2 separate regions of the Homo sapiens genome follow, and region 1 is linked to region 2. A link is a loop called in an ENCODE intact Hi-C map of the cell type or tissue named here. Cell type or tissue: dorsolateral prefrontal cortex. All regions are shown on one strand. Region 1 has its middle 45 kb from the start of C14orf132. Region 2 overlaps SYNE3 (spectrin repeat containing nuclear envelope family member 3).

The links. Peaks named below come from ENCODE experiments on the same cell type or tissue, not always from the same donor. Only the 100,000 strongest peaks of a DNase experiment are listed, where the experiment ranks them.
Region 1: it touches region 2 in a loop (5-fold over the local background); 36 of 110 quality-filtered maps call a loop at or near these places.

Annotation. Positions count from the first base shown.
Region 1 is chr14:95,993,021-95,995,520 of GRCh38, forward strand. No RefSeq gene overlaps it. Among named protein-coding and RNA genes, the nearest start is that of C14orf132, 45 kb to the right of the region's middle. RefSeq lists enhancers at 504-1,061, 1,062-1,619 and a silencer at 772-1,066. In dorsolateral prefrontal cortex, CTCF peaks have their summits at 1,501 (motif pointing left) and 1,703; no DNase peak of the experiment used is centred here; H3K27me3 peaks cover 585 bases.
Region 2 is chr14:95,441,227-95,443,726 of GRCh38, forward strand. It overlaps SYNE3 (spectrin repeat containing nuclear envelope family member 3), which reads right to left. Exons shown (of 18, transcript NM_152592.6): 11 at 1,929-2,063. Among named protein-coding and RNA genes, the nearest start is that of SYNE3-AS1, 74 kb to the right of the region's middle. In dorsolateral prefrontal cortex, a CTCF peak has its summit at 1,461 (motif pointing right); a DNase peak (open chromatin) is centred at 1,495; H3K27ac peaks cover 847 bases.

The DNA of each region.
Region 1 (2,500 bases), 550 kb after region 2:
CACCCTAGCTGACAAAATCAAAAGCCAATCACCTTTGGTAGAGTTCACGCTGTTACAGGAAAGGAGTCCAGATCCTGACCCCAAGAGAGGGTTCTTGGATCTCGCGCAAGAAACAACTAAGGGCGAGCCTGTAGAGTAAAGTGAAAGCAACCTTATTAAGAAAGTAAAGAAATAATAGAATGGCAACTCCATAGACAGAGCAGCCCCGAGGGCAGCTGTTTGCCCATTTTTATGGTTATTTCTTGATGACATGCTAAACAAGGGGTGGATTATTCAGGCCTTCCCTTTTTAGACCATATAAGGTAACTTCCTGACGTTCCCATGGCATTTGTAAACTGTCATGTTGCTGGTGAAAGTGTAGCTGTGAGGACGACCAGAGGTCACTCTCGTTGCCACCTTGGTTTTGGTAGGTTTCGCTTGGCTTCTTTACTGCAACCTGTTTTATCAGCAACGTCTTCATGACCTGTATCTGGTGCTGACCTCGTATCCCATCCTGTGACTTAGAATGCCTTAACTGTCTGGGAATGCAGCCCAGTAGGTCTCAGCCTCATTTTACCCAACCCTTACTCAAGATGGAGTTGCTCTGGTTCAAACGCCTCTGACAAAACCATCATCTCCTAAAATCAGGATTCAGGATTTCTGTGAGAATAAGGGCTCTGCCCATTCTGTGCTCCCACTCACAGACTCACAGACGAGGCTCTGAGACAGGAGGAGCTCAACGGCAGCTGCAGCCTGTATCTGTCAGTGGCAGAGCTGGGATTAGAAGCCTCGCCATCACCCCGCTCCACAGTGCCACAGCCACAGCCATGACTGTCGCAGAAAAGTCATCCCTGGCTCTCCACCAGCCTGTCAGGGCCCAGGATGGGTCAGCTGCTAGAGTCCCTGCTGTTCTGCCTGTAGGGCATGTTAACTGAATAGAGTGCTCTGGGGAGCCAGTGGGATGAGTCTGTAGTGAAGACAACTCAGGTGCTGTGACAGGAGAGAGTTACTGGCAGATCAGGTCTTTCTCCCAAGCCTCTAATCAGAGCACAAAAGAGTCATTCAGTCATCACTGAGAAAATTCCAACAAAGAATATCATTAAGTACTTTGCATTTAATAAAGGGCCTTTAAGTGCAATAGCATATATAAAGCCACCCTGGAGTGGCATTAATGGTCAGACTTTGGGTCTATGGAAAGCTAATTGAAATGTTTTTGGAGTCCCTGTCTGAGCCCTTCCAGCAACAGGAAACTCACTAGTCCTGAAGACAGATTGTTCTGTTTGGGGATGCCCCTGAGTGCAGTTCAAATTCCTTTTTGCCAGGCTCTTCAGCCACAGGTCTGTGTAGTATCCACAGCGGAAAGAGGTCTCTCCCCCGTGGGTCCCATCAGGAGCTAGGGAGAGAGGAGCTCTGCAATTGCAGAGTTCATTGTGTTCTGAGAAGGCAAATCATTTATTGTGGGGACAATTTAGCCAATTAGCAGAATTTAGCTAAAAGCATTTCTTATGCACCAGAGCCCCCTGCTGGCTAAATAGAAGTATTGATAGTCCTGCAGAAGGACCCTCTAAGTTGGAGCACTCCCAATTTAGGATATCCGGACTTTCTGCTGGTGGAATCAAATCACACACCTTCAAAATCTGTTGAGAATCGTGTGGCTTATCCCATAATGAGTTCCAGGGGTCAACTATTTAGGAGGTGGAGGGAGTTAATTAGAGTCCATTAGAGTCCTATTTCACTCAGGACACTGAGATGAATTCCCAGATGAATTAAAGAGTTACATATTAAAATATAGAATACTAAAAGAACCAGGAGAAAATAAATATGGATCCATATTAATTTGATTCATAATGGAAAATACCTTATAAATGTAGAACCAAAGTAAGATTTTATAAATGAAAATATAAATAGATTTGGCAAGGGAAAAGACGTTTATTTCTTCATAGCAGTCATCTTAGACTGAAACAGACCTAGGATGGAGACTTGTGTGCAGGAGGTTTATTGGGAAAGGCTATTGGAATGGCACCTGCAAGAGAATGAGTAGGACAGGTGGAGGGACACATTGAACGGCAATGCAATAGCAACAGGGCTGAGGATGGCCCCTTCAGCTGTCCTGAATTAAAGTCAAGGGCTCAGAGCTTTGTGTGTCCTAATGGCCCAATCATTGGATGTGAGATCCACTAGGGAGGCAGCTTCCTTAGGCAAGGACAATTCCTAGGGAAGGACTCTGCTTGAGCCATGAGCAGGCAGCACTCCTGGCAGCTGGGGAAATAGGTGCCTCTATCCTTCACTGGGAATCTGGGTGGCACACTACAGCATCCACTACACCCATGCTTGACTATGCCCATGCGCATTTTATCCTACCCTTGGCAACACTTACAATTGATATGTTTAAATACTTGCCAGGGTAAAAATAAAATAATATAGTCTTAATTTGTTGAAGTACCTTTTTGTTAATATATTTACTGATTTTATCCCATATTTTGTAGCTTGCCTAGTCAAATTCCTTGTTTCCTTTTCTACT
Region 2 (2,500 bases):
TACCAGGGGCTGGGGAGACTGCTGCCTCTGTCCTCAGTGAGCCATCAATGAGGGCCTGAGAAGTTATCTAAAACTCCACTTCTCTGAGTTGTCCCTACCACTGTCCCCTCCTGGTCCCTGTGTGCCAACATTAGACCAGACGCCTCCAAGGGCTTCCCGTACATAGAGCTGTGATCTCCAACATCAGATACCTGCCCCCCAGGGGGACACAGAGACTGCCTCGCTGTGGGGAAGGACATATTAGATTAACAAGCACTGGGTACCAAAATAATAAAAGGGCAATTTCTCTTTAAAGAAGAATATAAACAATCAATAAGAATTGGAATATCATCATTTTGCAACACCGAGTGATGCTCAGTTAACGCTGCTTCTCGTAACGACTAATCTAGCCCATCATTTGGATGGAGGTATTAGGAGACTTTTGCTGCTTCTACGGGTTTCTATGGGCTCCTGAGGAGTGAGGACAGTGTGTCCTATTTCTCTACTGCCTCGACCTTGAAACTACTAACTGCTAGTTTATTGAATGTAATTAAATGAATTCAACCAGACATTAATCGTCACTTACACCAATGGGGCTCCACAGGTGATGCCTTATGTCCTGGAAACTGGTGGGGAGGGTTTGCAGTTGCTGCGATAGAGGTGGTGAGGGTGATACTAGGTGGAGTGAGAGGGATGGGTGCTCGCATTCCACCCTGGGGTGGATAGTCCACAAATGCAGAATTTGCCCACATCCCACACGATTTTCTCATGTCCTCCTAATATCTACAGCAGTAAAAAACCTGCTTGGCATGACCTGAGCTCAGACTGTCACTCCAATCAACACACAAACACAAGGAAGATTTTGCAGTTTTAACAAACATACTGACTTCTCTAGAGCTGCACCCTTTGTGTAAGTGGATGGAAGACTGCTCTTGGGTTTGATCAAAGTGCTATCAAGCGTTGTTCCCATTTCAGAAAACCACATCACTAGAGGCCGTGATGGTTGTGCCACCTGACACAGCATTTGCGGCTGTCACACAGGGAGGGCACGTTCTGACCACCTCCTTATGTCTTGAGTGTGGCCATCTGGGAGTACTTACATATTGGACAATATTGTATTATAATTACTTTCCTTTGATTTCTCTTTTCTATTTCCTGGGTGGGTATATTCCCTATGAATTTCAGGAGTGTAAAGAGGAGGTTAGGAATGTTTGGTATGAAATAGGGCGTGCAATGTCAGGTAGGAGGGAGAGCTCTCACTGCCTCACTGGGTTTTCTTGAGGTGTGAGCACCAGAGACCCTGCTTTATACTCCTCAGGGCTTGTTACAACGGCAGACCCAGGACTCCATCTGAATCAGTGTCACAGTGGGGCCTGGAGTCTGCATTTCCACTTGTCCTCAGGCCAGTTTTGAAGGAGCTTTGAGTTCCATCCCTACTGCTGGAAGGGGACTGAATCCTGGACAAACCCTAGAAAGAGCTGAGGTGGCCACTAGAGGGCACTGGCGATGAAGCTCTGTGGCCTCCAGGCCTTGTGCAGGCTGCAAGGGACCCGAGGCCGCCTGTGTTCTGGGCTGCCTAAGGATCTCAGCAGCCTGCTCTCTTCTTTTGCCGCTTGGCCCTAATCTCAATATGTAATTGTGCATTGGCTTGTTTGCTTGATGATTAATTGTCCATCTACCCAACTGGGGCGTAACTCCCAGGAGAGCAGGGGCCTGGGCTGTCATGCTCTGCTACCTCCATCCTTAGGGCCACCTAGAACACTGCCTGGCATATGGGAGGTGCTCAATAATTGTCTGTTGTATGAATGAGGAAGGGAAGAAAACAGGGAGAAAGAAAAAAGAGAGGTTAGAAGGAATGAAGGCAGGAAAGGGGAAGAAAGGCCCCAGGCGTGTTGGATGACAGGGGCCGGCTCTCTGTCAAAGCACAGGCCCTTCTGCCAGCCCCTTACCTCCAGAGACCTCTGCAGGGCCTGGAAGTCGGAGGAAAGCTGGTCCATTTTGTGCTGGTGGTTGGGGTTCTCCTGGACCAGAGGCCTTGCAGCCTCCATCTGTGCCCCCAAGTCCAGCCCCTCTTCCTGCAGCCCCTGCAGTAGAGAAGGGAACAGGTAGGCTAATCTTCCCACCTCTCCCTCCCTTGGGGTGGCCGATCAGGGCAGAGCCTCTGAGTGGGAGAGCCTGGGAGGGGTGAATTCCCCAAGGCGGTGGGGCTCTTTCATACCAGCGGAAGTACCAACCACATGGCTGGTCTGATGGGCCCACTCTCAGGGCTGGAGAGATTTTAAAAATCAGACAAAAATATTCTGGGACACCATGAAAATAAACTCTGCTACAAGACAGATGGCATCTCTGGGGACAAACTCACATTGGGACTCATACTTGATGACCACCTCTCATTATGAGGAAACACGTCCCAATTTTAGTTTTAAAACCCAAAATGCACTATTTTTTTTCTTTTTTTGGAGACAGAGTCTCACTCTGTCGCCCAGGCTGGAGCACAGTGGCACAATGTGGGCTCACTGCA